6 separate regions of the Homo sapiens genome follow, and all the other regions are linked to region 2. The links are chromatin contacts, found by Hi-C or POLR2A ChIA-PET in ENCODE. All regions are on one chromosome and are shown on one strand. Each heading gives the region's core, a stretch centred on a gene start or an enhancer-like site at or near the end of the contact. The rest is flanking DNA. Distances are from core to core; before and after follow the strand shown. Region 1 holds the start of SMAD3-DT (SMAD3 divergent transcript). Region 2 holds the start of FEM1B (fem-1 homolog B). Region 3 overlaps SMAD3 (SMAD family member 3). Region 4 overlaps SMAD3 (SMAD family member 3). Region 5 holds the start of KIF23 (kinesin family member 23). Region 6 holds the start of AAGAB (alpha and gamma adaptin binding protein).

Region 1 (3,818 bases), core at 1,178-3,677, 1.2 Mb before region 2:
GTGGTTCAATGTATATCTTTTTATTTGTATAACTTCTTTCAAAATGTATATAATTATTTTGTGTATATGTAATTTGTTTTACATAGTAGCATTATGCTATTCCTTTCCCTCTGTGTCTTACTATTTTCTGTTGGAACTGTGTTTAAAATCTATACATTTGTTTTATGTACATGGAATTCATTGCTTCTCACTTTTGCATAGCACTTTATAGTATGCATGAATCACATCCATGTATATTGAGAACCTACTATGTGCTTGTACCAAGCTTTCTATATGATTTAATCTGATTCCATACAGCAATCCTAAGAAGGTGTTGTAATTATCACATTTTATGGATGAGAAAACTGACACACACAGAGTTAAGGAACGTGCCCAGAGTCACACAGCCGGAAGTGGAAGAGGTAGAAGTTTAACCCAGGTCATTCTGGTGCCACAGAAGAGCTCACACGTGTAAGGTGTTACAAAGAGCTATAGGTAGAGATCTGACTGTAGACAGAGGCTCTCTCTTAGGTGAGGGCACTCTGATAAAAGTTCTAGTCCTGATTTGGCTACTTATCTTCACAGTGCAAATCACCTTCCCTTACAGACATCACTTTCTGTCTGTGTAAGATGAAGATGATTTTAATGCTTTTTCTAGATTCACTACTTGTTGATTAAATACCCTTAAGCTAATGGGAAAATAATCAGAATTGAAGTCAGGTGTTTGTTTCTTTCGTGTATTTGGAGTGGCTGGCCTACCTGGGAGCCACTCCAAATACACGAAAACCCTCTGATGTGTCTATTCACGAGGTGAACTGTTCATAGGATGGACTATTCCCAGGGAAACAGTTGCTGTCTCCACTTCCATCCCACCTCTCCTGAACTTTGCACTTACCATGGTGAAAAATTAACTGGGCTAATGTTTCCCTCCCAAGGACAACCTCTGCAAAAGCAGGTATGGCTGGGCCCCAAAAGACCAGGTGCCAGAACAGAGTTGTACCCATCCAGAGCAGCCCACCCATTCACTGCCCAAAGTCAAGATCAAGAGAACATGCAGGGTCTTCTCAGCACTGGAAGAATCAGTTCCTCAGCCCTCCTCAGAGCTTTCTGAAACTGGACTTAGTCCCCCAGTGGAGGGACTTCTCTTGGAGAAACAGGCCTGAGGAGAAAGAACTAGCCCAGAAATGGCACTTATTAGACTTGTAGGTGGGTCCAGCACTATTTTTCTGCATGCACAGCTGTTCTTGTCACACGGATGCCAGCAGGGAAGCATGGTTCTGCCACACTAACTAGCTGGCTGCCTAGTTATTTCCTCCCCTCAGGAAAATGAGAGGGCTGAATGAGGGCCCCTTCCCATACCATGATTTTACAGGGTGAAGTACCTGTCAGGTCCTTCTACTACATGTAATCCTCAAATCTCTCTGACGCTCTTCCTCTACAGTGCAAATCACTCTCCTTCAGCAGACATTGCTCTCTCTGTAACATAAAGGACTTGAACTACAGGAGGACAGTTACAATGCTCTTTCTGGATCCACCACTCTGCACAGTGAGAACCGCTTGCTCCATTCTTACAGCGGAGAGAACGGACGCTGCCCAAGGGGAAGAAGAGAAAGAGCCGGGATTGGAAGCCAGGCCAGTCACTGATGGATCCTGAGCCCCTCTTACTTTCTTTGGCTACCTCTCAATGGTTGGACTTGTTCAGGTTAAGATTAACACTTTACTGGACGATGATGACTGCAAGGCCCCTGCCCATCTTTGCCCACTCAGTCACATCATCCTCATCCCCACCCTTTGATGCTTCTCTAGGCTGTGAACGCCTTGAAAACCTTAGTCTTTTATTTTGGAAGTTCAGGAACTGAATAGGAGGGCTGCAACTCAGAGCTGCTCCGTCAATGTGTGTTAAACTTATTTGACCTCCCTCCACCACTTTTCATGGCATTAGCAATGCAAACCTTTTCACATGAGCTTCCCACAGCCACCCTAGGAGATCGCGAGGGAAGCTACCTCTAGCCCCATTTTACAGGTGAGCAAATAATCCTTGCAGTGTTACAACAGTGTGCCCGTGTAGAGAACTGTTTTGCAAAGAGCTCGATCAATGATGTCATCTTTGCCTTCCGTGACCCAGGCAGCTGGGTGCAGTCTCAAGATCGGAGACTGAGGCTTCAACAAAGTATTGGGTTCAAATTCCAGCTCTGCCACTTGGAACCCTGAGTAAGTAATGTAATCTCTCTGTGCCTCCGTAAACGTGAGGCACAGGAACATCTACCTCACCAACCACTGTTAAGACTGAATCAAAGGGCAGCAGGCGGACTACCCGGAATGAAGAAAGCAATCAATAAATGTGGATTGTGTCATCCTTGTCTCTCTTGACGGACGGGAAGAGGAGAGTGAAACCTAAGACCACAGCGGCAGCGCGTTAACAGGAGGACCAGCAAGGAACGGAAGCCAGGTTGTCAAGCCTCAGTTGGCTTTCACGTATTCTCCTTTTCAGGCGGGTATTTAGGAAGAGAGGAGGGTGAGGAGCACAGCGCACTTCTGCAGCAGCAGCTGCGGATTGGCTTGTGGGAGGCGGTTCTCCGGAGCAAGGCAAGGGCCCCTGCCGCTTCTGGGCTGACTGTGGATTCCGCCACACCTCACAGGGCTTTGTAACTCCCCACCCACTTGAGGGTTCCAGATAACTTTTTTTTTTTAACAAAGCAGGGGTGGGGGTGGGAGATTCCTGCTGTTAAAAACAAACAAAGGGCTTAGACACCGGCTAGTCGGCTGCGGGAGGCAGCAAGAGAAAGGCCGAGGGGCCTGGAGTAGCTCCTGAAAACCGCCGAGGGCCCTGCGGGCAGACGCCCCTGAATTCTTTTGGTGGGGAGAAAAGCCGCGGAGCTCCCCAATGTGCCAATTGGTTTGTTGTTGTTTTGCTTTTTTTGAATACACAAACTCTCCGAAAACTCCTGTCTTGCCCCACTTTTTTGTGAGTTCATTGCTTTGGAAACAAAACTCTCTTCCATTTATTGGCAATTATCAAATTTCCGATCCTTCTCTATCAGGAGATCCAGCAACAAACACCCTGTTATGTAAATTTCTTTCAAAGATAAATTCGAAAGCCCCTCCATTCATTCCTTCAAGAACTCAACAGATGTCCTTGAGGCTCATTTTCTGCCGGGCACTCGGTTCACAAGGCTCAAGAGACCCCTGGCTCCAGCCATTGTCCAGGTTGTCACTGGTGTCCCCAGCTCTCCACTTCTGAGGACCCACTTCTCACCCCCTCCTCCTCCGCACACGTTCCCGAGGCTCTCGGCCGGTGTGATCTCACCGACTAGAGAATAAAAACAGCCCAGGGGCGCCGGCGCCGGCCAAGGGCCTTGACGGGGATCAGCAAGCGCGAGGCCAAGTGCGGGCCCCAACTTCCTGGGCCCGGGCCTTCCGCGCGCCCCCTCTCGGGCTCGGGTCCTCTCCAGGGTGCACTCGCGTCCGGACGACGCTTACTTGCTGCGAGTCCAACCCTCTCCGGCCCGCAACTCCAACCGAGCCGCCCGAGTGTGGACTCCGAGAGCGGACGCCACGGGCCGCGCTCAGCCCTCCCGCCCGAGGCCCCTCTCGCCGTGTTTCCCAGGACTTCCTCCCCGCGCCCGCCCGACTTCAGGTCGGGGCCGCGCAGGGTCCCGCGCGCTCCAGCCAGGACTGCCGCCGCCCGGGTCGCCCACGTGGGCGTGCTGGGCGCGGGGTGGTGGCCGGCCGGGCGCCCTCCCCGGAGCAGGGGGCGGGCAGGGCGCCCGCGGGAGGAGGTGGCGGGGCGCGGGGGAGGAGGCGGGGAGCCCCGGCGGCGAGGGGGCGGTGACAGCACT
Region 2 (3,561 bases), core at 276-2,775:
TTGCCAATGCTGTTTTTGTTTATGGTAAGGAGAAAAATAACTCGTGTTTCTGTAGGGATCTGCAATAAGTGGGTAAAGCTGAGCTGTAGAATGGAGAGAATTTGAGAAGTGACCCACACCTCCACCAATAGCTGCAATGGAAGTGAGGCCTTTACCTCCTAGAATTGGAATGGTGGGGTTCAAATAAAATAATGTATGTGAACTTGTTGAGCCGAGCCCAGTCCCTTGGAGCCACATAAATGCATTTGTTCTTTCTCTATGGTAAATTTTGTCCTTTGGGGAAGGGAGGAAGAGGGAGGAAGTCACTTTCATATTGAGTTTTTTGAGACTGTCCCAGAAGCTTCATCACCTACCATTCACTCCTACCATCCTAATCCAAGGCCTGTCCCCCTATCTACTCTTGCCTTCCAGAGTTTATTCTCCATACAGCAGCCAGAGTGATCTTTTTAAAAAACACAAATAGCATCTTGTCACTTCCCTCTTTAAAACCCTTCAAATGCCCCCATCACAGAGTAGACTTAAACCCTTTGCTATGGGTTATTAGGCCCTAACGTGTGTTGCATCCTCTGACTTCATCTATCATTCTTACTGTGGCCCACTCTGCTGCAGCCACACTGACCTTTCTGTTTCCGAGCTCACCAGACTGTTCCCTCCTCAGGACTTTTATATTAGCTGTCCCCTTTGCCTAGAATACCGTCTGTTCTTGTCACTTGTCATAGAGGTCTTGTCTGATCACCCAAACTAAATGAGTGCCCCCATCATTCTATTTCATTTGCTTCAGAGCAAATGGTAATGATACCAGTTCAACTGATCTTGTCTATCATTTGTTGACTTATTTGTTCCATTACTGAATCCCTAGTGCTAAGCAGAGCCTGGCACGTAGTCGACCTCTAATATTCATTGGATAAACGATCGTTTCAAATCCTAACAACAATCTTGTGATGTCTGTGAGAAAACGGAGGTTCTGCCGGCTCAGGATGAGATTCCTGCTCTGTCTGAACGCGGGACTCGCTTTCCTTCCCAGGATACCTCGCTCCTTCCACCGCGAGCGCAGCTCCCCTTCGCTCCCATCTTTCTCTCACACTTAACCCCTTTCTCCGGGAAAGTCAGGCCGTACTTCCAGTCCCTTCTCAGAGCCTGGTGTTGTGGCTCTCAAGCCCTCCCACATTTCGGGAACTCAGAAACGCCGCCCTTTTCCTGAAATGGACCCTCCGAGTACGCGCAACCCCTTCCCTAACCCCGGCTCAGGGGCAGAAGCAGGACCCGCACCGTCTATAGTAAAATAGGGTGGTCTCCTTAGCCCATCAGCTTAGCGCCCTCACTCCGCCCCCACTCCCTGGCTGGAGACCCTCAGGGCCGTTTAGGGGCCAGGAGGAGGTTCCAGGAGTCAAGGACATTGAGGACATCCAGGCCCAAACGGGATGGGCCAACTACGCGCAGCAGAACCTTTCTCTACCGGGCCCGCGTGTGCCCGCCGGTCGGCTTAGGCGGAGACACCCCACTTAGCGTCCCTCCCGCTCCCGCCCTCTCCTCCCGGCCCTGTCTGCGAAAGCTCGTCTTCCTCCCCGCCCAAGTTCCGGCGCCGCTCTTGCGGGAGCGTTCCGCATCGCCCCGGGGGCCCCTACGCGAGGATCTCCGGGGCCGTTGGCAGCGCCTGGCACTTCTGAGCTCGGCGGACGAGAGCCTGCAGGTTTCCTCCAGTCAGGGACGGCGAAGGGCGGAAAGCGCAGGAGGAGGCAGTGTTAGGCCTTAGGCCGGGTGGGCCGGGTCAGGAGAGACGCGCCCATCTTTCGCCATCCGGGGTGCGCGAGGTCCTCTCGGGACCCGGCCGGCGACCCGTAGCTCGGGCACGCGCCTGTCGCATCCCGCAGGAAGGAGGGGTCCGGCCTGAGGCCCGGGGCGGCGTCCGCCATGGAGATCCCCTCGGTCCAGGGCCGGCGCCTGGGACCTGGCGGGCGGCCCTGACCGCCTTCCTCCCTGCGCGGGCTGGGTCGCGGACGTGCCCTTCGCGGCACTCGGCCTCCTCTGCGTCTCCGCCTTCCCTGGGCCGCACTGCTGCCTGGGCGCGGCGGCGGCGACGGCGCCCTGTTGAATGGGCTGTGAGGGCCCAGGTTTAAAGCGCTGGCGAACGCGGCCTCCGGGGGCGCACGGCAGCTGCAGCGGTGGCGACCAAACGGGTGTTGGAGTTGGCGGCGGCCATGGAGGGCCTGGCTGGCTATGTATACAAGGCGGCCAGCGAGGGCAAGGTGCTGACTCTGGCCGCCTTGCTTCTCAACCGGTCTGAAAGCGACATCCGCTATCTGCTTGGCTATGTCAGCCAGCAGGGAGGGCAGCGCTCCACGCCCCTCATCATCGCAGCCCGCAATGGACACGCAAAGGTGGTACGCTTGCTCTTAGAACATTACCGGGTGCAGACTCAGCAGACTGGCACCGTCCGCTTCGACGGGTAGGTACATCCCAAGCCAGCCTCTCTCCGACGCGCGCGGACTCGTTAATTCACGGGCCCTCCCCTCCCTCACCCTCTCTTACCCTCTCTTCATGTAGGTACTCACTTCTCCCCTTTTTGTACCACCTCCTGCCCCACTAATGCCCACTTCATCTTCCAGGGCTAATAATCCATCCCATGTTTTGCTGCCCGTCCTCATCAGCCCCTACCCCTCATTCCCTCTGTGGGAAGATAACCACACCCTCGGCCTTGAAATCTAATAGTCGTCTTCTCTACTAGATAGTCTGTGAACAAGCCATTTGGAGGAGGTGGCTGCCTTTCCAGGTTTTACTTTTAGTGGAACTGGTGATGTAACTGATCAGAAATTAAGGAGGTCAGCGGTTAACATTGAAGAACTCCGAAAGAGTTATTTGGGCATCCATTTTTACTCCCTTCAAGTGAGTGGTTCCGTAAAACCTTCAGTGGGCTGCTGGGCTTTAATGTCAAAATAAGCACCTAGAACCAGCAGCAGCTGCAGCATCATGAGGGATTGTCACGCAGCCAGACATCTCAAGACATGATTCTGATTCCTCCACGTTGCTCGGTGTAGATATATTGGCTACTAAGATGGCATTGGACCTGATGTGGGAGATGATGCCATTCTTAAATTACATCTTATCCCGTGATGTTGTGGGGAAGCTTGATCATTTACTGTTAGTTGAGGTGGGAAGTTTAAAAATGCACATTGTTATGCCTAAGATTTGCCCTTTGAGTTTAATTGTACGAATTTTTGGGTATTTGACCAGAATTGTCAGGTTTGACATTATCCTCTTTTCTATGCTGGAGGATTATAACACGTTTTACAGATTACAACTGTATAACGATTTTGCTACATATGTTTTGGTTGACTTGTGGTAGTACATAAGCTATTTTAGCATTTTTTTTTTCTTTTGAAGTCAGTAGGGTCTGAGCATAAAAATATATATCTTTAGTTTTTGGTGATTAGAAACTGCCTGGCTAAAACTCGACTGAAAAAAACATTTCTTCTTTAAGATGACTAGGGAAATGTTCTGTTTCGGTTGATTCTTTTTTAGGTTTAAACAATAAAAGCTTTTTCTTCTATTTTAGATGAGTGG
Region 3 (3,490 bases), core at 17-2,516, 1.2 Mb before region 2:
CTCAGATTTTCTTTTTTTTTCTTTTTTTTTTTTTTTTTTTTTTTGAGATGGAGTCTCGCTCTGTCGCCCAGGCTGGAGTGCAGTGATGCGATCTCGGCTCACTGCAAGCTCTGCCTCCGGGGTTCATGCTATTCTCCTGCCTCAGCCTCCCGAGTAGCTGGCACTACAGGCGTCTGCCACCACACCTGGCTAATTTTTTTTTTTTGTATTTTTAGTAGAGACGGGGTTTCTTTGTGTTAGCCAGGATGGTCTCCATCTCCTGACCTCGTGATCTGCCTGCCTCGGCCTCCCAAAGTGCTGGGATTACAGGCATGAGCCACCGTGCCTGGCCAGTCTCAGATTTTCATGATAGCCCTCTGAACTCTCCTTGGCTTCTTGCCTTTGGCTGTTTTCTCAATGCATATATTTTCCTGGGGGACAAATCTAAGTTTTCATCTGATGCTCTGCCTTCAGAGGGGAACCATTCCTTAATGACCTATTTAATTGTATTATCATTGTTGTTTAATTCATCACATATTTACTGAGCTTCTTTTGTTGGTGGTGGTGCCATCAGACACAGTGGTCCAGGAGCTGCAATGCGTTGCTGATGAGGATGGTCACACATAGCTCTGCCCTCATGGAGCGTCCCAGGGTGAAATGAGACCTCCCCTGAGAACCGACTCCCAGGGTAGGGGAAATCAGTCTGCAGGCAAAGAGGAATTCAAATTTAGCCTGAAGCACAGGTTTTCTGTGCTTCTAGGCACCGGCTGCATTCCAACCGTAGTGCCATAAAAATACAGGAAGGAAGGGAAACGTGTTCACAGGTTGGTTAGAGATGTGGAAACCAACAATCAGCTCTCTCTTATCCGTAAGAAACTAGAATCTACTGCTGGCTTCAGTCCCTCAGACCTGCTGCTCAACAGAGTGCCCTTTCAAACCTGGGTTAGACTCTGTGCTAATGGCTTTTTTCATGAACCTCAGACAGCCGGAAAGTATATTCTTTGAGGATTATGATCGACTAGGATGCTCGGGAATCTTTAAAGAGAAGCACTATCTTGGCTATATTTGCCCTCAGTTGTTTTAAGGCCAGTGAGGAGACTGAGCATTTCAGAGGTGAAGCATTTAGAGGATGGCCTCTGAAAGCATACGGCTCAGTAAACAACTGACCCATCCTTTGTCACCGTTTTTGTCCAGCGGCTGTCACCATAGGGGCTCCTCTGGTGTGGAGGAGAGAGAATTAGAGGCAGCAGGCCTGGGTTCTAGGTCTGCCTCATTGTGAACCAGCTTCAGGACCTTGGGTGAGTCACTTTTCTGCCCTGGCCCCTGGCTTCCTCTTCTATAAACTGAAGGTGTTGGCTTAGCAGGATTTTAAAGTTTCTTCCACCTTAAAAACTCTGATTCCTGCACTTGCATTCAAAGAAATGACTCTATTACTCATTTGAATAGTTTCAGAATCACTGTATAGTCAACTCTGGACTAGAAATGGGGGCCTGCAGTTGAGGACAGGATGGAAAGAGGTTTGGGGTTCAGGGTGGGCTGTGAGGGCTAGGATTCTTGATTCCTCATGATTTGCAATTGGTTGTTGGTGTTACCATGGAAGGTTCTCAACCATGGCTGCTTTTAAAAATTTTGATGCTCAGACCACCCCTGGAGACCAGTGAATTTCAAATTTCTACAGGCCGGCCTGGGGAAATCCATGTTTTTTAACTTTCCTAGGTGATTCCGGTATGTGGCCGGGATTGAGAATCACAGCCATAGATGCTTATGTAAAGCTGTGTTCAGTGTTACAGGCATCTGTTCTGGGTGGAAAGTGATAGTGGTTGGTCAAAAAAAAAGCGTGCACACACACACACACACACACACACACACACATACACAGAGAACAGCTCTAGGTTCTGGAAGTGTGTTGATTTGGTCACCACAAGTGCTGGTGGTGAGTAGTTGCCCTGAGGTTTGGAGTTCCAGTTCCCTCCTATCTCTGGGTCAGTGGTTTCTCAACATCTTTGAAGTAGTGAAACCATCTGTAGTTGGTTATTTCTGCTCAGAAACTCACAGTACAAAGTGGGGGGTGGTGCAGGGGGGTGGAGCTGGAATGGATTAAACAGGCCCTTACAAATGCCCACACTTTTTTCATGAAACTAAGTTAGAGGCCTTAGCCAACTCCAGCATACCTTAGTGTCAGTTCTTTGGCATTGCCCCGGTGGATTCTAGGGGCTGTGAAGGCTGTAGGGGTGTGTGTTACTCCCTGCTGCTTTGGTGAGAGAGTGTCCCTGTCTTTGGCTGAGAGCATCCTGTCCTGCCACTTCATCAGCAGTAGCATCTAAACAGCCCTTGAAGGGAATCAGTATCTACAGCCTAAGAAATCTGATGGGACACATCTCTCTGCATTAAAATATTAACAGAAAAGGTCAAACTGGGAAGGGGCAGCTAAGTTGGAATATCTCATTCAGGTAAAGGGATGGGCTTGTGGATCCTTAATTGGTGTGAAATGCGCCCTAGGAGGGGAGACTATATCAGTGCTGAAAGCCCTTGAGGGCTTTCACAGATGAAGGGGGATGGTATGAGAAGCTTTACAAATAACAAGGTTTGAGATGCAGTTGTAGACACATGCCAGATGTAGGTTGCTATTTTCTCAGCTCAATGAGGAATCTGTCAAGGCACTCTTAGAAATGGAAAATATAGTTCCTGCCCTCAGGAACTATAGTGTCACGTGATAGCAGTGAAGACCTTCTATGTCCTGGCCACACAGTGAGGATCAGAAGACAGAGCATGGAGAGTGGAATGGGACACATGGATCAAGGAACGTGGACCTGAGCAAGCAAAAGCAAGTCACTCGGGTCCCACTATCACATTGCATATCTTCTCCTTTTTTTTTTTTTTTTCTGAGACGGAGTTTCGCTCTTGTTGCCCAGGCTGGAGTGCAGTGGTGCGATCTCAGCTCACTACAACCTCCACCTCCCAGGTTCAAGCGATTCTCGTGCCTCAGACTCCCAAGTAGCTGGTATTACAGGCGCCTGCCACCACACCTGGCTAATTTTTAGTAGAGATGGGGTTTCACTATGTTGGCCAGATTGGTCTTGAACTCCTGACTTCAGGTGATCTGCCCACCTCAGCCTCCCAGAGTGCTGGGGTTACAGGCATGAGCCACAGCACCAGCCTCTTCTCCTTTCTAACGTGATGTCAGTGTCTCTGGGAAGCAGCCTTAGTTGGCACCTCACTGGCAGCAAGAATGACTTCATGTTCTTGCTCCCATGAAAATTCTCTGCTTTCAGGAATACACTTTCCTCTAGGTTTTTTCTTTGTCTGCAAGTGGGGGGGTGTTCTTTGCCAGATCCCTGCTTTGATGATTACCATCTGCCCACCTGAGTTTCCTGCATAGTTTCAGTTGGAAACTCTTTTCTCTTTGGACCCTAAGATACCGTGTAATAGGATTGTTCTTGGTTTCAGTAGGCACCTGGCACCCTCTCAGCTGTGGCTGCATTTCAGGTATGGATGGGAGTGATTATCTGTG
Region 4 (3,819 bases), core at 220-2,719, 1.1 Mb before region 2:
AAATTTTCTCGCTGAGAAATGACTTTTTTAGAGTCCTACATACTGGTTTCTTTTTCTTTTTCTTTTTTTTTTTTTTTTTTTTTGAGATGGAGTCTCACTCTGTCATCCAAGCTGAAGTGAGTGGCACCATCTTGGCTTACTGCAATCTCTGCCTCCAGGACGTGCCTCAGCCTCCCAAGTAGCTGGGACTACAGGTGCGTGCTACCACGCCTGGCTAATTTTTTGTATTTTAGTAGAGAGGGGGTTTCACCATGTTGCCCAGGGTGGTCTCGAACTCCTGAGCTCAGGTGACCCACCTGCCTCAGCCTCCCAAAGTGCTGGGATTACAGGCGTGAACCACCATGCCCGGCCCTAGATACTGGTTTAAACATGGCCCTGATATAGTCAGGTCTACCTGGTCTGCTTGGTTGAATCTCTCAGGCCATCCTGCTTTGGGTTTAGAGAATCCAGTCCCTTTTCTTTCCACTCACGGACCAAAGTTTGCGGAGAGGCAGGGCTGTGTGCCCCCGCCTTCTGCTCCACACTCCCCCCTGCCAGCCGCCAGCTCCTGCGGCAGATGCAGAGGTGCCCACATGTCAGCTAGAGCCAGCGCCTTGCAAGCTACTCTCCCTTTCTCTTCATTTTTCCAGATGTTTGGAATCCATTTTGTTTTGCAGTCATGCTGCACTCAGGCCAAACCCATTTCAATATTGGCCTTGGGCCACCGTTTGTAATGAAATCCAGATGAGCATGACTTATGGAAAGTCAGATTCTCATTAGAGGATTTCATCCTGTAAAATCCTCCTCTTCCACTTACCGTATTTTAGCTGCTGTTCTTCTGTGTCTGCCCCAGGGTGTCAGGGAACACAGCCCCTTGGTTTCTTGGGTGTCTCTGAAATCCAGGAGTGACCAGTGGAGCAATCAAAGTGGTCAGACCTCAAAAGAACTTACAACTATGTTATGGCCTGAAGAGATCAGCCCAGGCCCAAAGGTCTAGCCAGAGAAATGTTTTAAGCAATCTTTTAGCCCTGGCTTAGCTCATTTAGGGAACAGGAGTGAAAGGTTAGAAAATTAATCTTTTTTTAGTGAAGAAGGGAAATATTTAAAGATGGACTGCAGTGGAAAAGAGTAAGGGGATGTCCATTTGCTCTTCTTATACCAGACTGTAGTCTGGAGGGCCACACTCAGGTACCCTCGCTCGTGCAGACACCCCAGGGTCTGTCTGCAGGCCCATTTCTCAACCTCCCTGCTACACAAGCAAAGTAGAGGCCAAGCAAGGAGGGTGGTGCCTTCAAGACAGCAACACTGTTCCTGGTGTGGCATTGCAGCTCTCCCGCTCCAAGTGCTAGGAAGAGGCTCTTTGGTGGCAGAGCCTTTCCCTGGGGACACTATCACCACGCGGGATGTCCTGCCAGCACACCCAGTCCTCTGTGGCCCACCGCGTCACCGCTGCCTGGCAGCACTGCACAGCAGCCTGACGGGCGGGCGCGGCCCCTTCCCAGAACAGCCTTGTCGTCCTCCTGCCTCTTGGGCCAAGGAGAGTAAGGTTTCAGCTCTTCTCTCTGTGAGGTGGCTGAAAGCAGGGCCCAGGGCCCACACCTCTCACCTCCAGCTGGCACCAGCGACTCCAGCCTCAGCAGATAGCCTTTGCTCAGTGGAGGCCTTTGGGAGCCTGCCTGCAAGCTGCGTCATCAACCAGCCTGAATTTAGACAAAGTGCTTTGGGGAAAAGAAACGTGTGGTGTGCCTTGTTTTTTTCCAGTAATTGTTCCATGGCTCGTTCTGCTTGTAAGATTTTCCAAAATAAGGCCGTAGATGAGAATTATATCAGCACATTGGGAACCGAAGGCATGCGGACACTGTTGGCGCTTTGTAAAAAACACCCCTCAATCAGACAGACACACGTCATCGTCGCCTGCTGGGGCTGGGCCCAGATTTCGAGATAGGGGAGCGGCACGTGCCCGTTTGGTACAGATGGGAGCCAGGAAGCCCTTTGCTCAGGATGGAGGTCTCCTCTATTAGGGGGCCTGTTACAGTAACTGGTGGGCCTCTGGGGTACCCTGCAATTGACTTTACATATTTAACTCTTTGCCATTGACTTTACATGTTTAACTCTTTAAAGTCGACTTCCTTCCCCCTCAAGAGAACTTAATTTACTCAAAGTCCTCCCTGGGTAGAGGAGTTTGGCCGGGTAGTTTCAGCAAGTTACTGGTACCGCTTCTAGGACAGCGTCTAACAGCATCTTTGGGAAGATGACTGTCACCAAAGCAGAAAAAGCTTTCTGACTTGTGTAACCCCCTGGAGATTTTTTAAGTCCCCCACCCCACCCCTTTCCCTATTTCTTACAGGAGACAGACTGTGACCAGTACCCCCTGCTGGATTGAGCTGCACCTGAATGGGCCTTTGCAGTGGCTTGACAAGGTCCTCACCCAGATGGGCTCCCCAAGCATCCGCTGTTCCAGTGTGTCTTAGAGACATCAAGTATGGTAGGGGAGGGCAGGCTTGGGGAAAATGGCCATGCAGGAGGTGGAGAAAATTGGAACTCTACTCAACCCATTGTTGTCAAGGAAGAAGAAATCTTTCTCCCTCAACTGAAGGGGTGCACCCACCTGTTTTCTGAAACACACGAGCAAACCCAGAGGTGGATGTTATGAACAGCTGTGTCTGCCAAACACATTTACCCTTTGGCCCCACTTTGAAGGGCAAGAAATGGCGTCTGCTCTGGTGGCTTAAGTGAGCAGAACAGGTAGTATTACACCACCGGCCCCCTCCCCCCAGACTCTTTTTTTGAGTGACAGCTTTCTGGGATGTCACAGTCCAACCAGAAACACCCCTCTGTCTAGGACTGCAGTGTGGAGTTCACCTTGGAAGGGCGTTCTAGGTAGGAAGAGCCCGCAGGGCCATGCAGACCTCATGCCCAGCTCTCTGACGCTTGTGACAGTGCCTCTTCCAGTGAACATTCCCAGCCCAGCCCCGCCCCGCCCCGCCCCACCACTCCAGCAGACCTTGCCCCTTGTGAGCTGGATAGACTTGGGATGGGGAGGGAGGGAGTTTTGTCTGTCTCCCTCCCCTCTCAGAACATACTGATTGGGAGGTGCGTGTTCAGCAGAACCTGCACACAGGACAGCGGGAAAAATCGATGAGCGCCACCTCTTTAAAAACTCACTTACGTTTGTCCTTTTTCACTTTGAAAAGTTGGAAGGATCTGCTGAGGCCCAGTGCATATGCAATGTATAGTGTCTATTATCACATTAATCTCAAAGAGATTCGAATGACGGTAAGTGTTCTCATGAAGCAGGAGGCCCTTGTCGTGGGATGGCATTTGGTCTCAGGCAGCACCACACTGGGTGCGTCTCCAGTCATCTGTAAGAGCTTGCTCCAGATTCTGATGCATACGGCTATATTGGTTTATGTAGTCAGTTGCATTCATTAAATCAACTTTATCATATGCTCTTTTAAATGTTTGGTTTATATATTTTCTTTAAAAATCCTGGGCTGGCACATTGACTGGGAAACCTGAGTGAGACCCAGCAACTGCTTCTCTCCCTTCTCTCTCCTGAGGTGAAGCTTTTCCAGGTTTTGTTGAAGAGATACCTGCCAGCACTTCTGCAAGCTGAAATTTACAGAAGCAAATTCACCAGAAGGGAAACATCTCAGGCCAACATAGGCAAATGAAAAGGGCTATTAAAATATTTTTACACCTTTGAAAATTGCAGGCTTGGTACAAAGAGGTCTGTCATCTTCCCCCTGGGATATAAGATGATCTAGCTCCCGGTAGAGGATCACCGGTGACAACTATAGCAGTTGTATTGTGTAACAAGTACTGCTCCCAGCAGCAATT
Region 5 (3,590 bases), core at 478-2,977, 1.1 Mb after region 2:
GTGTGATACTTTTCTTTACCCATCTTAAGGGTCACAGCTGACACTACCATAACAAAAAACAGGTTAGCAAGATAAATGGATAACTTATTGAATCACAGTTTTATGGGATGTAAGTGCCTTCAGAAATGAAGACCCAAAGACCCAGGGAAAGCTGTCCATTTTTATGCTTAGATGAGATGAAGAATGGACAGCTGTGTAGAAATGTGATTGTACAAAAGGAGTATGATCTAATAGTAACAGACTGAAGGAGGAATCCAGCAAGTCCTGTCTGTTCAGATTCTTCTTGGCCTCTCTGTGCAGCTTTCCTTCTTCCTGAGTGTAGGGCAAGACCCTTTTGGAACGAGGGTCTTATGACAAGGTACATCAAAGAATGTCTTTATGGCCAGCTCTTACACAAAAAGGTGGGGGAAGGCTAGATTAATATTTCTAGGTTTTTCTAGAATAATGTTTCTGGCTTGCTTGGGAGAAAAGGGGTTCTAGTTTCCATGACCCGCCTTGGGGAACAGAAATTCTGGTTTCTATTATTTGCTTTAGGAGACACAGAGGGGTGGGAGACAAGAGGGCAGGAGAAAGTCAGAGACAGACTTTGCTTTTAAGGCTTCTCTGAGGCACTTTCAGTCTTCTTTAGTTCAAAGCACTCAGTGTGCCAAAGAGCCATACTCTGGGGTGTCGTTTCCTGAGCACCAACAATATTGGCCAAGGACATTGTGACTATCCTTACCAGTGCTGTGGTCCTTTAGGAAGTTGAGAAGGGGCTAGAGTTCCATGAGAGCCCAGGTGTAGATGTGTATTTGGTAGTCATCGGCTTAGGGTCAAAGACAGAAGTGATATAGAATCAGTTCATCTAAGGCAAGAGTAGGTTCAAAAGGTTGCCCCTTAAGGGTAAGGACCAAATTTTATTCATCTCCGTAAGGCCAGGATCAAACACAATCAAGATTTGATAAAACAGGCCGGGCGCAGTGGCTCACGCCTGTAATCCCAGCACTTTGGGAGGCCAAGGTAGGCAGATCACCTTAAGTCAGGAGTTCTAGACCACCCTGGCCAATATGGTGAAACCTCATCTCTACTAAAAATACAAAAATTAGCTGGGCGTGGTGGTGCGCGCCTGTAATCCCAGCTACTCGGGAGGCTGAGGCAAGAGAATTGCTTGAACCTAGGAGGTGGAGGTTGCAGTGAGCTGAAGACTGCAGTCCAGGCTGGGCGACAGAGCAACTCCACCTCAAAAAATAAAAAAGGAAAAAAAAAAGATTTGATAAAATAATGTACATATAGGACAGAGCTGGAGGGAAACCCAGGAAAGGTGAATCAGAGAGAGAAAAGACGCCAAGATAATGTGGTGACTTGGGAGCCAGAGAGACGGAGCCTGAGACTTGGAGCAGGGCACAGCACAGGAATACAACACTTTTCACCAGAACGACATTCCGACCTCTGAATCAACCCTGGAAAGGCCCTTCCATTGAACTTCTTGTGATGGAGGAAAAGAAACCCTCAGTTTCGTCATCGCAAGGCGGAAGAGTTTAAATACCATACCTCAAGATCTCCCTCCAGCCCTGACACGCGACTCCGCGGCCCTTTCAGCGTCGGTCGCCTAGGAGACAAGCGCCACTTCCGGCAGCGAAGTCACTTCCGCGGAGGTCCTGCCTCTCCCTGCGGACGGGCGCTGATTGGCCCGTTTGAAATGCGCCAGGCGGGAGCTCACCTGGGCTCTTAGCGTCGCCGCCGGCTTCGCAGAGCACCGCGCCTTAGCCGCGAAGTTCTAGTTCTTGCTGCCGGTCCTAACGTCCCGCAGTCTTCGCCAGCCAGCCGTCCCGCATGCGCGTTTGGGCGGCGTGGAGCCTGCTGCCATGAAGTCAGCGTGAGTACGAGGCCGCCGAGCAGGGAGAGAGGGCGGACGGGGGCCGAGGCCTCGGGGCTGGGGGCAGGCGTCTCCACTCAGGCCGCGGCCGTACGCGGGCAGCGCGGACAGCATCCCGCCCGGTGCTGCTGCGGCCGCGACCCCAAAGTGGGAACCTCCACGTGTGGCCGCTCCGCGGGAGCCTGGGCGCGGAGACCCCTGCCGCGTCGCCCCCCGCCGCCCCGCCTGGGCCTCCAAGGGGCCAGGAAGGGTCGGCCCGGAGCCGGGGTTGTTTTACGCCGCACCCGGTTCCCGGGGGCGGGGCAGTCCTCCTCGGGGTCCCGGGACAGCCTTTCCCTTCTCCCTCGCTGGCTGCCGCCGCCTCCAGAGTGCAGTTGGCCAACTTAGTGCGGGTCGGAGGTGGTCTCGTGTGTGGAGCAGAGCGAGTGTGCTGGGCATTGGTTAGATGGGCTCCGTTTCTGGAGAGCCCTGGCACCGGTGATCGCCGCTAGCTTTTTTTTCAGCCGAGCACCCTGTCCTTGAGGCCGAGCCCATCCGCTTACACAGGCCAGTTACTTCTGCTGTATTTTGTGGCCGCAGAGAACCTCCGCCCACATTCCTAAGCTAATATTTTCGGCGCAGCATCATTCCTGGGTAAAGAAATATTTGTCGTGCAAAGGAGAGGATTGGCTTTATTACCATTTAGGGAGTCGTTTGCAAAAGACAACTTGTTTATTAAGAGGCCGAAGTCAAAATCTTTAGATGAAAAAAATTATATATAAGAAATATACGTTGAGTTTAACTTAAGCCCACCACAAAGTATTTTGCACTGAATAACACGAATTTGCTTGTGTTTCATCTGAGAATATGTTTGGAAAAATATTTTTAAACTACAGTCGAAGCCAATAATCTTACTTAATTTTAATGTGTTAAATGTATATCTAGCCTATAGATAAATGTGAAGGGAAAAAGATGAGATGCTAGAGAAATGGTGAAATCAATCAAAATAACTTTTTGATTGCCCCTACTTAAGAAACCAAGAAATTGGCAGTTTGGGACCAGATTTTGTTTGGAGACAAAGAGTAATGTTTTGAGCATTCAATGACTGGTTGTTCCTTGAAAGTACAGGCGTAACCCTTGACGAAAGAATGGTTTCCTCCATGTGCATTTTTATAGTGTATTGAAGTTAATCGCTTGTCAGTCTGTAAAGTGTGGGCAGTTATAATTTGTAGTGCCTCTGTTAAATTGTTGCTCAAGAAAATATGCAAGCCATTTTAAGTATAGAACTAATCAGAGAATAAGTAGGTAGCTTTGGTACCAAAAATGTATTCTAAAGCAAATTTTAATTACTTTTGGATTACGCATGCCACAAACACTCTGCTACTATGATTATTAATGTTATTTGGGATGCAGTGTTTTGCAACTGCTAAGGGATAATTTACAGATAACCTAGAAAGATTGTATAAGTTTTAGGTGAGGCTTTTGTATTCGTGTTGAACTGAAAAAAAAGTTATTATTATTTTTTAATCTATGACCAGGAGAGCTAAGACACCCCGGAAACCTACCGTGAAAAAAGGGTCCCAAACGAACCTTAAAGACCCAGTTGGGGTAAGGTATCCCTGTAAATTTATGTGTGGTGTTTAAGAAACTTATCTCTTCAGTCCTTTCTGTCTTATGTGTATGCTTGGAAGGGAAAGAAGAAGACATGTGGAAGTATAATCAAAGAACATTTAGTTAAATGGATGTACTACATTGT
Region 6 (3,262 bases), core at 423-2,922, 1.0 Mb before region 2:
ATTTTAAGGATCAGGAAATTGAGGGTTACAGAGATAGTAATGTGCCTTAATAATAATGTCTATGATTTATCAAATGTTTACTATGTGCCAGACTCGGGGATAAGCACAATCTTGCGAAAATTATCCCTATTTTATAGATAGAAGGTGAAGGGGCCGGGCGCGGTGGTGACTCACACCTGTAATCCCAGCACTTTGGGTGGCAAAGGCAGGCAGATCACTTGAGCCCGGGAGTTCCAGACCAGCCTGGGCAACATGGCCAAACCCCGTATGACGGGGGGGGGGGGGGGCAATTAGCCGGGCGTGGTGGCACACACCTGTAGTCCCAGATACTTGGGAGGCTGAGGTAGGGGGATGGCTTGAGCCCAGGAGGCAGAGGTTGCAGTGAGCCGAGATAACGCCACTGCACTACAGCCTGGGCAGCAGAGTGAGACCCTATCTCAAAACAAAAATAAAAAAAAGGAGAGAAAAGAGAAAGTGAAGGGTAGCCAGGCACAGTGGCTCACGCCTGTAATCTCAGCACTTAGGGCGGCCAAGACAGGAGGATCACTTGAAACCACGAGTTGGAGACCAGCCTGAGCAACATAGCAAGACTCTGGCTCTACAAAAAATAAAAAAATTAGCCAGGGTTCGTGGTGTGAGCCTGCAGTCCCAGTTGCTCGGGAGACTGAGGCAGGAGGATCGCTTGAGCCCAGGAGTTCGAGGCTGAAGTGAGCTATGATCGCATCACTGCACTCCAGCCCGGGCGACAGAGCAAGTTCCCGTCTCTTTAAAAAAAAAAAAAGAAAAGAAGGAAGGAATGTAGGTAGGTTAGGTGACTTGCTCGAGATCATACAGCTAAGTCACTGCTCTGATTCTAAGCCATACACTTAAAACAGAAGTCTTGAGTTACCTATAATTCAACTTCACAGAGCCCTTTAGTAGAGTTGGCTTATTATCCAGTCCCATGTTCTCTCTTTTAAGAGTTAGTAAGTCTGACAGCCATTATGAGGGTCTACAAGCAAAAGCACTAGCCCAATCATACCCAAAAACTCATGTTGGCGGAGAGCCCATGCCTCAGATGAAAGGCGTGAATAACTAGAGTGGAGCGGACAAAGCTAACAAGTCTTATAATGTACACATTAAGAAGCAGAATAAACTTCAGAGTAAATACGCAGAATAAACTTCAGAATTCAGAGTAAACACTCTCTCCCGGAGCAGCAAGGATAACAACATCACGATATCAACAATTCCAGCACCTTACACTCCTGTAACCTAGCGCAATTTCCGGAGAGCCTTCAGGTTCATCTCAACGGATCCTCGCAAAAACCTGTGGCCTGGGCTGAGCAGAGCGGGAAATCAGTCTCACTTTACACAGGAAGCCGAAAGGAACGCCGAAGAAGGCCGAGTGGGCAGAAAAGCACGAGATTAAGAGATAGGGGCAGCCACCTGGGGAGACTGGGCGCCTCCACTGACTGGAGGAAGAACGCAGGGCCCGCTGCGGGGACAAGGCCCAGAGAGGCCGTGGTGCTGGGTCCGTCGCCCGCTGAGGCTCAGGGGCCTTGGAGGTCGGCCCAGGCGCCTATCTACTCACGTTGGACCAGCTGGTCTCCTGAGAAGACGGAGGAGCAGCTGGTGACTAACGCACAGGGTACGCCAGCAGCCATAGCTGCGCTCGCGAGCCGGTTCCGTCAGGCAGCCGCTTCCGCCTTGGGCTGCACCACGGCCGCCGGCGCGAGGGGGAGACAGGCCGGAGAGGGCGTTCTCGGAATGACCAGGCTGGCCTGACCCCGCCCCTAGACCCCCTTCCGCTCCCAGCGTGGAACAGGCCAGGTCGCGCGCGGTGTTGCCATGGGGACGAGCGGCTCCGGCTGAAGGTTTCCGTGCTTGGAAACCGCGCCTCCGCGGAGGTAGCCGTTCCCTGACCTAGCCATGGCACAGAACACTGAAAACCACGACCCTGTCGGATCCATCTTAATCCAGGTGGGAAACGGGCTTCCCCCGGCCCTGCCCTGCCCAGCCGCGCCACTTCCGAGCGAGGTCCCGCGCGCCGATTCACCGACGCTCACCCATTTGGTGCGCCGCCCCTAGACTCCCTCCAACTCGCGAGAGGCTCCCAAAAATGCCCACCCAGACCTTCCCCCACGGCCCAGCACACTCCCGGTGACTTACCCTGTAGGTTACGCCCCAGAAGCAGGACTTTCTGCCTCTGGGAAAACTCTAAAACCGTTCACCCGGAACCTTTACTTCAGAAAAATTAACCTCACGCTGAGGCATCATTTTTAAATGTTATATTCTGAAAAATTTGAACCCATGACGTCGGGAGTGGAGGAGAGACAAATCGGACACTCTAGGAGGTGATAAGAAATTTGGAGACAAATTGAAATATGTGAATTGCTTTTCTTAAACACCCCAGTTTTTTAGATCTAAATGTTCCTCATTGGAGAACACACAGAAAAATCAAGATAACTTGGAATGAAAAAATGTGACATTTAAAAACTTAGTGAAAGACCTTTTTAATTTGAGAGGGGAAATGTCAAGAAAGTCTTGTCCAATACAGCTCAATTTGTAATAGTTGCACTCAGATGTTTCTGAAATGATCATGGCATTTTGTTTTCACATTTATGTGAGGTAACTTTAAGATATTTCCACATATATCATCGGTTTTAACTATCACATATATAATAGCTGCATTTGACTAAGTCTTGAAGTCATTTGTCTAAGGTCACTCTGTCAGGACTGTCACTCAGTTGGTCTGAAGTGGGTCTTACTCGTCAAAGGGATCTAATTTTTCTGGCAGAATTTTGATCTCTTACCTCCCATCTAGGAGAGACTTCCCTAAATGTACCTTTTCCCAAATACAAGCCCCTGAACTCACCAATTTCATAGACTTCCCCATTAAGAATCATACCTAATCTTACCTGATCTTTTCTCACCCTCACTTTCACCATCACGCAGCAATGAGTTTAGCCAAACTGCGAAGTCTGAGGGAACGGTCCACAAAAAACTGCCCTAACTTCAACACTCACTACCTGCAAGTTCAGGGGTCCCCAGAACCACCTCACTTCAGACCAGCTGGGTACAAACTTAGGGGCCCCATCACCACCCTCACATTCAATGATTCACTAGAACTATTCGCAGAGCTCAGGGAAGTGCTGTGCTCACATCTCCAATTTTATTATAGTGAAGGCATACAAATTAATCAGCCAAGGAAAGAGATGAATAGGACAGAGTCCAGGAGGGGTACAAACATAGAGCTTTTGGTCATCTTATCCCTGTGGAGTCA

Evidence for each region. A loop is a pair of places that touch in the nucleus more often than their neighbours do. ChIA-PET counts read pairs that join two places held with the same protein, here RNA polymerase II (POLR2A). Pooled maps may share reads with other maps.
Region 1: a pooled map shows a loop between it and region 2 (4-fold over the local background). The contact joins the promoter of SMAD3-DT here to the promoter of FEM1B in region 2. A Hi-C loop is called at or near these places in 2 of 168 maps with a recorded cell type or tissue (gastrocnemius medialis and psoas muscle) and 7 of 50 pooled maps. POLR2A ChIA-PET finds 5 or more read pairs at or near these places in 1 of 52 experiments (PC-9).
Region 3: a pooled map shows a loop between it and region 2 (5-fold over the local background). The contact joins the enhancer-like site here to the promoter of FEM1B in region 2. A Hi-C loop is called at or near these places in 2 of 168 maps with a recorded cell type or tissue (gastrocnemius medialis and psoas muscle) and 4 of 50 pooled maps. POLR2A ChIA-PET finds 5 or more read pairs at or near these places in 1 of 52 experiments (activated T-cell).
Region 4: a map of gastrocnemius medialis shows a loop between it and region 2 (3-fold over the local background). The contact joins the enhancer-like site here to the promoter of FEM1B in region 2. A Hi-C loop is called at or near these places in 1 of 168 maps with a recorded cell type or tissue (gastrocnemius medialis) and 2 of 50 pooled maps.
Region 5: a loop to region 2 is called in a map of CD4-positive, alpha-beta memory T cell, with 14 times the contacts of the local background. The contact joins the promoter of KIF23 here to the promoter of FEM1B in region 2. A Hi-C loop is called at or near these places in 3 of 168 maps with a recorded cell type or tissue (CD4-positive, alpha-beta memory T cell and naive thymus-derived CD4-positive, alpha-beta T cell), 1 of 37 single-sample maps with no recorded cell type and 10 of 50 pooled maps.
Region 6: a loop to region 2 is called in a map of CD8-positive, alpha-beta T cell, with 8 times the contacts of the local background. The contact joins the promoter of AAGAB here to the promoter of FEM1B in region 2. A Hi-C loop is called at or near these places in 2 of 168 maps with a recorded cell type or tissue (CD8-positive, alpha-beta T cell and natural killer cell), 1 of 37 single-sample maps with no recorded cell type and 9 of 50 pooled maps.

Annotation. Positions count from the first base shown.
Region 1 is chr15:67,061,755-67,065,572 of GRCh38, forward strand. It overlaps SMAD3-DT (SMAD3 divergent transcript), which reads right to left and starts at 2,428. Exons shown (of 6, transcript NR_135686.1): 1 at 1,362-2,428. RefSeq lists enhancers at 794-938, 2,096-2,866, a cis regulatory region at 859-872 and a silencer at 3,625-3,818.
Region 2 is chr15:68,276,220-68,279,780 of GRCh38, forward strand. It overlaps FEM1B (fem-1 homolog B), which reads left to right and starts at 1,526. Exons shown (of 2, transcript NM_015322.5): 1 at 1,526-2,446. The coding sequence starts at 2,199. RefSeq lists enhancers at 1,522-2,423, 2,166-2,365 and a silencer at 1,806-2,135.
Region 3 is chr15:67,084,050-67,087,539 of GRCh38, forward strand. The region is part of intron 1 of SMAD3 (SMAD family member 3); the gene reads left to right. Among named protein-coding and RNA genes, the nearest start is that of SMAD3, 20 kb to the left of the region's middle. Within about 2 kb of position 1,267, at least 10 of the 41 ENCODE cell types and tissues checked have a DNase peak (open chromatin) inside an H3K27ac peak, as active enhancers do.
Region 4 is chr15:67,188,087-67,191,905 of GRCh38, forward strand. SMAD3 (SMAD family member 3) reads left to right here. Exons shown (of 9, transcript NM_005902.4): 9 at 2,327-3,819. The coding sequence ends at 2,450. Among named protein-coding and RNA genes, the nearest start is that of SMAD3-AS1, 43 kb to the left of the region's middle. Within about 2 kb of position 1,470, at least 18 of the 41 ENCODE cell types and tissues checked have a DNase peak (open chromatin) inside an H3K27ac peak, as active enhancers do; they include gastrocnemius medialis, where a contact is called at or near this core.
Region 5 is chr15:69,412,622-69,416,211 of GRCh38, forward strand. KIF23 (kinesin family member 23) reads left to right here and starts at 1,728. Exons shown (of 24, transcript NM_001367805.3): 1 at 1,728-1,855; 2 at 3,373-3,442. The coding sequence starts at 1,845. It overlaps KIF23-AS1 (KIF23 and PAQR5 antisense RNA 1), which reads right to left and starts at 2,408. Exons shown (of 2, transcript NR_132971.1): 1 at 1,531-2,408. RefSeq lists silencers at 1,898-2,017, 2,048-2,127.
Region 6 is chr15:67,252,989-67,256,250 of GRCh38, forward strand. It overlaps AAGAB (alpha and gamma adaptin binding protein), which reads right to left and starts at 1,673. Exons shown (of 10, transcript NM_024666.5): 1 at 1,571-1,673. The coding sequence starts at 1,643. IQCH (IQ motif containing H) reads left to right here and starts at 1,798. Exons shown (of 21, transcript NM_001031715.3): 1 at 1,798-1,959. The coding sequence starts at 1,909. RefSeq lists an enhancer at 1,414-1,733.